Regions from separate parts of the Homo sapiens genome. Here region 1 is linked to region 2. The links are chromatin contacts, found by Hi-C or POLR2A ChIA-PET in ENCODE. All regions are on one chromosome and are shown on one strand. The core of a region is the stretch at or near the end of the contact, and the rest is flanking DNA. Distances in the headings are between cores, read along the strand shown. Region 1 overlaps LOC107985364 (a long non-coding RNA gene). Region 2 holds the start of COA6 (cytochrome c oxidase assembly factor 6).

Region 1 (5,270 bases), core at 1,016-3,515, 400 kb after region 2:
CCTGACCTCAAGTGATCCACCCATTTCGGCCTCCCAAAGTGTTGTGATTCCAGGCCTGAGCCACCACCCCTGGCCTAATTTCTATTATTTATAAATTACTCAGTCTCAGGTATTTTATTACAGCAGCACAGATGGACTAAGACACCATGGGCTGTATGAGTGGCCCCTCACCTGGCCTCACATCCTCTATGCATGCCCACTCCTGCCTTTTCCACACACACATTGATTAGGTCCTGCTTTGAGGTCCCTGACCCTGGGTGTTCTCTCTGCTAGAAATTGCTTCCCACAAATCATCACATGGCTTATTCGAAATGCTACCCCCTCAGAGATGGCTCCCGGATGATCCTATCTAGACTAGAACAGCAACTCTCATCACTGGCAGTCTCCTAATTCAGTTTCCAGCTCTTCAGCTACCTAGCACTCCTGCCCTTACAGTACCTGATTATTTACTGGCTGGTTGTTTATTTTCCCCCTAGAGTATAAGCTCCGAGATGGAAGGGAGAGGGTTCTGATGGCTGCTGCATCCCTAGGGCATGGAGTAATGCCCAGCATGGAACTCCCTGCTCTCCAGGAAGAACGCGCTTCCCGTCGTGAGATGCATGAGCACATCTCAGTCTCCAGGGCCAGTTCAGTTCTATGGACACAAGGAAAGGGTGAAATGCTAAGATCCACACCGGAGACACATAGGTGGATTCAGTGCTTTGGGATTCCCAGAGTCTGTGGCCAGTTCTCTTCACCAGTGGAGTCAGAGCCTACCAGGCCAGTAGAGTAGGGAGTGCACCCTACTTTAAGTGCTTTAGGAAAACCTTGCACCCACAAATAGCTCTACCACTAACTAATCTATCACTCTCTCTTAAATTTCACCATTAATAGTGCAATTCTTTTTTACAGGAAGAGGGGAGAGAACTAAAATGTACTCAGTAGTTAGTAAATATCAGGCAGCATTCAAGGTCACCAGCCATCCCAGTGTGCCTGGTCAGAGGGATTTCCTGGGACATTCAGAGCTAAAACTAGGATAGTCTTGAACAAATGGCATAGTTGGTCACCCTACTTCATTTCCTGGTTTAGCTCTCTCATCAACCATATGTGCATTTTACTCATGAGAAATCCTGGCCTTCAGTCATGAGGCCAATGTGGCAGAATTGGAGTCAAGGCTTCCATGGCTCCAGGGTCCAGGTCCTCTCTACCATATCCCAAGGGCCCCCTGACCTCCCTTCAGAGGCAGTAATTCTGAGATAGCTCTGTGCAGCTCTCTCCTCATAAAATATACTCTACAGCACTCAGATCATGAGATATGGAAAAGAATGGATGAAGGCTTGCTGGAAAGGCAGGGACAGATACTTTGCAGGAAAAAAAGGACTTCCAAAATGTGCGTGGCAACTTGGGGTTTCAAAAATCTTTGTTCTAAGGGCCGGAACTTTAGTGCCAACCTGACATTGGGAAGGGGTAAGAACTGATGAAAATAGTCCTAACTGAGAAGCACTTTGAGCTTCTGGGAAAGAGACTGCTGCATTGAAGTGGCCAGCTCTAGGTCACATCACAGGACCTGGGTGGGCATCATTCTTTCTGACGCTTGGCTCCTCTATCCTAGTTATTTGAGATTTCAAAGTAGTCATCTGGTTTATCTCTTCAAGTGTGACCACATAATACACTGTTCAAACAAGGACACTTCTAAGAATGAAAGGGGAACAATTCATAATTAGGCAAGGACAACAGTGGGGAATGGGACTCTGCCCCGGTTAACTGGGATGCCTGATCCCCCGGCCAGCTCTTCTGATCATGAGGAACTGAGTTGTGATCTTATCTTCTAATGCACCAAACAAAGCAGGGAAAGTCCCAGCCGCACGCCATTGCCACTGGGCTCTTCTGCCTCCCTCTGGTTCTGCCCCATGTCCCAGGGTCTAAAGAATACCTTTTCCCCAAAGGTCTAAATACTCCTTTGAGTCATTTGCATCAAATATCAGCATAGAAATGCTTACTTCAACTACTCTTTCTTGATCACCACAGAGTTTTCTGAGCACTCACCTTGAACAGGGCCTCTTCTGGGTGCTACAGACATTTTCAAGGGAGAGAGACCTCGCCCACCCATAGGCAGTGAGCTGGCTGGCTGGTGGGTGAGTCTGTTGGGGGGGGAACCTGCCCCTCCTTATGTTGCCCCTCAGTGACTGACCACAGGCTTTGGAAAAACCTCTTCAGCAGGGTACCGCTTACTCTGATCTACTTAAACGTTGACTCCCACGCCCTGAGGAGGAGCCGAGCGTGCCAGAGCAGCAGAATGCAACTTTGCTAAGATCAAAGTGCGAACCTGCTGAAGCTGTGTGTCTGAAATTACCCAGAAATCGCTTTGTGCTCACTCGTGGAGCAGAAGTGATGGTGAGCAAGTGTGCAGAGACCATGAAGGACTTGGTGCAGGGATGAATATTGTCTGCAGCTGGTTTTCTCCAGTCCCTGCCAGTGCACCCAGTGTCTGTTTCCGCACTACTGGGGCCCTAGGCTCAGCACAGTGCCAAGTACATAATAGGTGCAAAGTAAATATCAGTAAGTCATTGAATGCTCGTCTCCACGGACGATGCTGGGCCTGAAGTAGCCTAAGTTTGAATCCATGCAATGGACCATGGTCGAGGGCTCACGGCTTCATGATGAATCCTGGAATGTTAGCGCTAACAGTGTTCTTACAGGATCAAATCCAGTCCCAGTCAGTTTCAGCTGAGAAACTCAGGTGTGGGCCCAGAGAGTTTAAGATCACTTGTCCAAATGTTGTGAATGCCAGAGGCAACACTGGACTCAGGTGTTCTGGGCAGTAACCTTTGCTCCTCTCTCCCTACCACATGCCCCCCAGGCCAGCTGGCCCTTCTGACCAGCACCATCTGTCTGATGTCTCTTTGCCATTACTCGGAGGCCTAACCTCAGCACTGACAGGCTGCTTGACCTGGAACCTCGCCACTATGTCCTAGCCATGCTCCCTGACACCCCCGCTCTCTAGCAAAACTACTCCCTTCTTCCTCTGCATGCGATTAATTATCTCATACAGCATCTCTTTTCTTTTCCCACTGTATTCCTGTTGGTTCAAGATGTGTCTGCATTCCTTACCATTTTACCGGGAACAGTGTCTTTTTCATCTTTGTCTCTCCAGTGCCTCAATTGCGCCTACCACGCATGTATTATACAAATGCGCAGCTTGCTGTGTGACCATGGCCCAATTGTTCACCGTCTCTGGGCCTTCTCTTGGATTTATAAAATTAACGGGGCACTACTGACTTATCTCACAGAGCGGCTGTGTCCTAATGTATATATTGTTGCATAAATATCTTGGAAATGCAGTGGCCAACGACAGCGCTCAACAATAAATGCTGTGTGCTGAGAGCAAGTGTTAGAGAACTTGAAAGGAGGCTCTTCTCTCTGTGATGAAAGAAACGGAAGGTGGCTCTGCAGATCCCCTCAGATGATGCACGCTGTGGACCCGAGCACCGAGCCTGGGTGGGGAAGGAAGGAACTTAGGAGAGGTGTGAGGGCAAGGGCGTCTTGTGGAGAGAGCTTGACCAAACCCTGACCCTCCTCTTTGTAGAGCCCCCGGGCTCGTCTGCAGGGTCTGTGCAGGCCGCCTGCCCCCTGCGCCAGCAGGCGAGGAGGACAGCCTCCCCTTCTCAGCAGGACCCCTAGCCCTGCAGAGGGAGCTGGGAGCTGGCTGCTTTTAATTAGAGCCGCTTCTTTCCTGTTTTCCTTCGCGGCTGGTTTCCGAGCTTCCCTCACCCTCTGCTGATTCCCCCAAGCAATTTTTTTAAGCATCCAAACCGTCTGGGATAAGAAAGGAGAAAGCTATCATTATGTGTGTGAGCTGTGCGGTGGCTTCCGCTGGCTTCCCAGACGTTTGGAGGTCGTCAAAAGGCTGGCTCTGCTGTCTGGACATGGCCTGAGGAAGCCTGGTGCCAGCTTTCTGCTTCCTATGCCACCAGCTCTGCTTATGTATATATTGAGCACCTGCTGTGTGCCAGGCCCCCAGATGAGCAAATATAGCGTCAGCCCAAAAAGCTGAGAACTATTGTCATGGCTCTCTTAGGTCTAGAGCTGTGGCAGTGATCACCAGCACGCTGACAGAGGTGTGAACGGAGCACCCCAGACATGGAGCAGGAATGAGAACGACTGGCACGATGGGTTGCACCAACGAGAACCTTACAAGGAGAACACAGCCTCAATCTGGCTCCCGTTCCCTTTAGAACTCACTCTCGTTCATGGCTCGTGGAACCCACATTCATTCGGAACGCAAGAGGCTCCAGAAGGGCTGTCAGATTTAGCAAAGAAAAATGCAGCATGCACAGTGAGATGTGAACTTCAGATAAACAACATATAATTGTTTAGTGTAAGTATGCTCTAAATATTGCATGGGACATGCTTTTTATTATAACATTGAAGGTATATTTGCACTAAAAAAGGGATGTGTTGTTTATCCGAAATTCTCATTTCACTAGGCATCCGGTATTTTATCTGGCAACTCTTTTCCAAGGTCAACAGAGAGTCCTAGACCATAGACCAGAAAGTCCATTCTACCCGACACTGGGCTACAAGAAATGTATATTTGTGGGGATCAGCCACACTGGGAGAAAGATAGCTGTCTCATGTCACCAGGGTAGATGAAGAAAGGGTTCTAAAGCCTAGCAGCATTCATATGATAGGTACCTGGGCTTGTTTTCAAAGATCAGCAATCAAGGGGAAATGACAGAGACGCTGGAGGAGGCTGGTCCTCCCAGAAGCTAGTGGCTTGACCCAAGAAGGAAGAAAATGGCGGCTGCCTTCCCGGACCCAGGCTGTAGGCCGGGAATTCCCAGCTCTTTGATACCGTATTCCAACTGGTATGATCTGTTCGATGCCTGCTCTAGCTCTATCCCAAATATGTGTTATATGGCTTCCATCAATATTTTTTATGTAGTGCAAGCTTAATTTAATCTGAGAGTGGTTTAAGAATACACATACTTCTCAGCCATCAAAAGAACACGATTAAGAATCTCTGTGCTAGAAACTAGAAAGTTCTAGGAGATTACTGAAGGAGAGGCAGGAATGGGAACTGAGATGAAGAGGGCAAAGACTTAACCACCGACGGTCCATTTTTGGAGGAAGTGGCTGAGTGGAGTCTGGAAAAAAAAAAAAACAACAACCAGATAACCTGAAAACCAGCTGGGCTGGAAGCAAAGAGAGGGCCCAGGCATTAGCCCGGCCCTGGGGGCAGCCCAGACACACCCCAGCATTTCTCAGGGGGAAGAAGGCACAGCCTGCTG
Region 2 (5,503 bases), core at 3,004-5,503:
GTTATTGCAACTCACTACATCTCTCTGGTAATATCTTCCTTGTCTATCCCTTAAGCTTACCACAGACCACTAGGAATTGCTTAGGTGCACGGTGGCATTTAGCACTAGAGACCACTAACTTTTGACCTCGAAGAGCACTTAAGATACTAAATTCATTAAAAATTTAGTAATAACACTACAAATATTCTGTGTGACCACTATTTTTACCTTTCTGTAAATCAAATTTATTAAAGATGACCTTCCTCAGGTCAATTACTCATTTTATTTGTTTAGAAATTGTGAGATATACATTCCTATGGAAAAGTGAATAAAACATATATGTACAGTTTATTTAAAGAATAATTATAAAGCGAACACTCAGGTCCATAAATAAAACATTCTCCGCATCCCAGGAGCCCCACCATGTGCCCCTCCCTGATCATATCTCCTTTCTTACCCTAGAGAGGAACATTTGTGATAATCATTTCTTAGCTTTTCTGTATAGTTTTACTACTTATGACTGTTATTTTAAACAATATAGTAGAGTTCTGCCCGTTTTTGAACTTTATGTAAGTGGAAATATTCTGTATTCATTGGTTGTCTCAGTATGGCAATTCACCATGTTATTGTAAATAATCGTTTGTTTCTCTTTGTTGCTGTATTATATTTCACAGTATGACTATACCATAATTTATCCATTCTATTGTTGATACAAGTTTGAGTTGCATAATGGTTTCAGCTATTAAAAAAATGCATATGTACAGGAAATTCTGTAGAGTTGCTGAGTCACAGTGAATGTGTATCTTCAATCTTACTAGATAATTCAATCTTACTAGATAATGCCACACTGTTTTCCCTGATTGTATCAACTTATGCTACCACAGTGTATGAGGATATTCCTTGCTTCTTCCTTAAAACTTGTTTCTGTCAGACTTTTAAATTATTTTTTGATCTGCTGGGTGTCTAATAGTACTGCATTGTTATTTTCATGTTCCTTTCTATAGTTACTAATGGGAATGTTGGTCCTTTCATGTATTAGTCATTTGCATTTGGTGCTGTGCCTATTTAAGCTTTTTGCCCATTTTCAAAATGGGCAAGTCTATTTCTTATTGATTTGTGTTATTTGTATATTCTGGATACTAATCCTTTTTCACTTGCTTCATGGTATTGTTTGGTAAACAAAAGTCCATTACTTTTATGTAGCCCAATATTTTTATGTATGTAACACATCTTTTTTTTTTTTTTTTTTTTTTTTTTTTTGACGAAGTCTCTCCCTGTTACCCAGGCTGGAGTGCAATGGCATGATCTCAGCTCACTGCAACCTCCGCCTCCTGAGTTCAAGCAATTCTCCTGCATCAGCCTCCTGAGTAGCTGGGATTACAGGCACACACCACCATATCCGGCTAATTTTTTGTATCTTTATTAGAGACGGGGTTTCACCATGTTGGCCAGGCTGGTCTCGAACTCCTTACCTCATGATCCGTCTGCCTCAGCCTCCCAAAGTGCTGGGACTACAGGCGTGAGCCACCGCACCCGGCCACATCATTTGATAATTACTGAGACTTTCCTTTATGGCTAAAAATTCCTCTTAACCTAAGTCATAAAGATTTTTTCTTATATAGGTCCACATAACTCACCTGAAATCCCTGGAGCCAGATGTTTGAAATATAGACTATTTTAAATATTAGAAGGGTAGTATGAAACATACAACATATATTGTATAATATTCTCAACAAGAACTGGGACAGTACCCATAATGAAATACATTAATATTTCTACCGAAAAGCATATGCAGTCACCTAAGTGATAATAACAACTATAAAGAGCCTCATGTTACTTTAAGTCGTATTTTTCACCAAATGAGTTCCAAAGTGTGTGGTGTTTCAGAGGTTTGGGGATTTTATAATTAGTACAAAAGTTATGGTAGCCTTATTCAGTAAGAATGGAATGATTTCAAAGTTTGTAGGAACTTACTGGTGGAGCCACGTACCTGGGATTTGTGTGTATGAAGATTCTTCACTACTCATTCAAATTATGTAATAGTTTCTCTACTTTTGAGTTGTTTTTCTTGAAGTTTGTACAGTCATCTAAATCTTATTTGCACTAAATTGTTTACAAGATTATCTAACTTTTTTGATGTCTATAGTATTTCTAGTTTCCATTCTTGATAAAGATTGTTGACATCCCTCCTTTTATAGCTATTAGATGTTTGCCAATTTTAATTTTTCTTTTCCAAAAAAAATCAACTTTTGGCTTCTTTCAACCTATTCTATGCTGTGGTGTGCTAGTGAGTTAGCTCCAAACATAAAATCCTGGCTTGTTGATTTCCATAGTGTAAACAGTCCCATCATGGTTGACTTCAAGCTACTTATTTGAATTGGCTCCAAACATAAAACAAAATCCTGGCTTGTTTGTTGAGTTCCATAGTGTAAACAGTCCCATCGTGGGTGACTTCAAGCTACTTATTTGATGTTATTGATCATGGAGTTGCCAAGAGGTGTGCACAATTGGCTCTCCTATGCCAGTACAGGCTGGCTCTGGTACACCACTGCTTTTATTTTCCATTTCGTTAATTTCTGCTCTTAACATTATTTCTGTCCTTCTATTTTCTGTCTTATTTTGCTGTCCTTTTTCTAACTTCTTGAAAAGGGATTTTCAGCTCAAGACTTTTCAGACTCTTCTAATACACTTACTTATGGCTATAAATGTCCCTGTAAGTGCTGCTTCAGTTTCATCCCACAGGTGTTGCTATTGTTATTTTATGGTTCAGTTCAAAATATTTTCTCAATACCATTGACTCTGTCTCTGTGTTATTCAGGCTTGTTTTTACAGTTCTTTATTGATTTCTATCTTAAATGCACTGTAGTAAAAAATGACAATTATTTCAATTTTCAAAATTTCTTGAGTTGCTTTATAACTAAGTATGTGGTTGACTGTGGTGATGTGTCTGCTTTCAAAAAACTGTACATTCTGATTTTGGTCGTGTTGTTCTGTACATATTAATTGCGTCATTTTTACATCATGTTATTCACGTTTCCTATATCCTTAACTTTTCTCTTGCTAGTCTTAACGATTAGTGAGAAAGTCCTGTTAAAATTACCCAATATGACCAGGCATTTTTTTTCTTTGTAATTCTGTCACTTCACTTTGTTTCATATGTATTTTTCATTAGGTACTTATAAATTTTAAATTTAAAACACATTTCCTTTTTAGACTCAGAAGTCATCTAAGACTCTTTCCTTTCATTCCTTTTATATCCCATCAGTCATATTTAAAAGATATCTATATGTAAACTGACGTCAATAGACATGATGTAAAAGAAGGGGGTGGCTCTGGTAAAGCTAAAGTAACTCCACTATGAGAGTGCATTAACTATGGGGGAAATACTTTCTATATTGCAGAACACATATTTGGTGGTACGTAGCCTCACATCGCCACCCGGAAAAGTCTGCATATATTGAATTTGGAATGGATCAAACTGCACTGAGTGCAAAATTGTAAATTGCATCTTATATAAATGTTTTAGAACTAGATGATGGAGCAGATGGGATCTATTAAGAGAACGGGGTGCCAGATGACTGACCATAAACATGCTTTTTAATAAAGACTCTGCTGAGAGATTAACTCATATATTTTCTAAAATTTTTATTTCTTGTTCATTTTGTTTCTAAGATATTCACTCACATATTAAAAATAACAACGTCTCAAAACATTTGAAGCAACTCTCTTCATCCCTTTTAAAAATACCTTGCTGTTTCGGGGGTTAAAAAAAGCCACAAGGGAGATTAAAACAATACAAATATTTATTTTCCCAACTCCCCTGCCATGGGTTCTGGGACGTCACCGCCTCTTTCTGGGGCCCGTTTCATCCTTTTCTTTTAATCCAAGAAGCGATGGTGTTGTGCGCCTGTAGTCCCAGCTACCTGGGAGGCAGGCTGAGGTGGGAGGATCTTTTGGGTCCAGGATTTTGAGGCTGCAGTAAGCCGTGTTCTCACCACTGCACTCGAGACTGGGCGGAAGAGCGAGACACTGTATCAAAAACAAAACAAAACAAAACGAGAAGGCATCGCGGCTCTGTAACACTCCGTCCAGCTCTCGCACTCTCAGATGCAAACTTCCACACAAACTCCTCGGCTCGCCTTGTCCCGCGGGACTAGCATATCAAGCCTTCCGGGACACACCGTGCGATGATATATACGTATATACCCCTCTTGCCCTTGAAGGCCGGAAGTCGGTCTTACAGATAAAAGCGAAACAGGAAGTCCCGCCCCTCTATGGAAAGTAAATGGTAGCTCGGAAGGGTCAAAAGAGTCCGCGGTTTCGCCGCGTGAGTTGCTTTTTGCGGCTGGGGAGGTCTACGCTTCTAGAGCTTGAGCCAGCGGGGCGACCCTGCAGTGGCAGGACTCGGCACCGCGCCCTCCACCGCCGGTTGGTGGCCTGCGTGACAGTTTCCTCCCGTCGACATCGAAAGGAAGCCGGACGTGGGCGGGCAGAGAGGTCGGCTTGCTGATGGGTCCGGGTGGGGCGCGCGTGGACTATGGGCCCGGGAGGTCCCTTACTGTCCCCGAGCCGCGGGTTCCTCTTGTGCAAAACGGGGTGGCACTCCAATCGCCTGCTTGGTGATTGTGGCCCCCACACACCTGTTTCTACAGCGCTTAGGTTCGAACAGTAACCCTGTAAACTAGGCACTGCTGTCCCCGCTTTACTGGTGGGAAACGGGCTCGGAGAGAATAAATGAGCTGCCCTAAGCGACTGGGACAGAACCACAGTTCTCAGCCGGGCTTTCTGAGCCCACGCTGCCGCCCCAGCAGGGATCAAATCACACAGTGTGAGATAAGCCTCAAGAGCGGGTGGCCTTATGCTGCCACTGAGAACTGATTGGGTTCAGTTGCCTCATCAAAATCCCTAAGCATGGTTTTGTTTTGTTTTTGTTTTTTTTTTTTTTTTTAGTTTTAAAGGAAGAGGAGATTGACGGTTTTCCTCTTTCCTTATCTTCTCTTCAGATTACAAAGTTCATTGTTAATCTCAAATATTATTTTGGCCAACAGCTTCATCGCAGTAGGAATGGCAGCCCCATCTATGAAGGAAAGACAGGTCTGCTGGGGGGCCCGGGATGAGTACTGGAAGTGTTTAGATGAGAACTTAGAGGATGCTTCTCAATGCAAGAAGTTAAGAAGCTCTTTCGAATCAAGTTGTCCCCAACAGTGGGTAAGTCACACTTTGATGTGTTTCTCTTCCCTGTTAAGATACATCGAGCTTATACTGTGAGTGGTAGGCTGACATGAAGCGCTCTCTGAGGCATGTCAATTAACAGTTTCTTTGAGGCGCAGAGAAAACCTTGCCTGGTAATTCAGCCTTATTTGACGCACTTACATCAGCTAGATCTTTGGAGAATGTCAACTGACACATTAAAGAGCATCGAAAAACACAACAAACATATGAACAGTAACCAAAAAATTCCAGTTCATTTCACTGGTAGACTTTTCCAGGATCTTCTGAAGGGGTAGTATTTAATCTTGGGCAG

The links. Hi-C counts contacts between places; a loop is a spot of excess contacts on that map. ChIA-PET counts read pairs that join two places held with the same protein, here RNA polymerase II (POLR2A). Pooled maps may share reads with other maps.
Region 1: a pooled map shows a loop between it and region 2 (2.8-fold over the local background). The contact joins the enhancer-like site here to the promoter of COA6 in region 2. A Hi-C loop is called at or near these places in 2 of 37 single-sample maps with no recorded cell type and 6 of 50 pooled maps. POLR2A ChIA-PET finds 5 or more read pairs at or near these places in 2 of 52 experiments (B cell and HEK293).

Annotation. Positions count from the first base shown.
Region 1 is chr1:234,766,611-234,771,880 of GRCh38, forward strand. The region is part of intron 1 of LOC107985364 (a long non-coding RNA gene); the gene reads left to right. Among named protein-coding and RNA genes, the nearest start is that of LINC02961, 9.2 kb to the left of the region's middle. RefSeq lists an enhancer at 4,796-5,270. Within about 2 kb of position 2,266, at least 3 of the 41 ENCODE cell types and tissues checked have a DNase peak (open chromatin) inside an H3K27ac peak, as active enhancers do.
Region 2 is chr1:234,369,203-234,374,705 of GRCh38, forward strand. It overlaps COA6 (cytochrome c oxidase assembly factor 6), which reads left to right and starts at 4,254. Exons shown (of 3, transcript NM_001206641.3): 1 at 4,254-4,476; 2 at 5,028-5,187. The coding sequence starts at 4,265. COA6-AS1 (COA6 antisense RNA 1) reads right to left here and starts at 4,391. Exons shown (of 2, transcript NR_125961.1): 1 at 4,221-4,391; 2 at 3,605-4,008. RefSeq lists enhancers at 3,442-4,266, 4,088-4,637.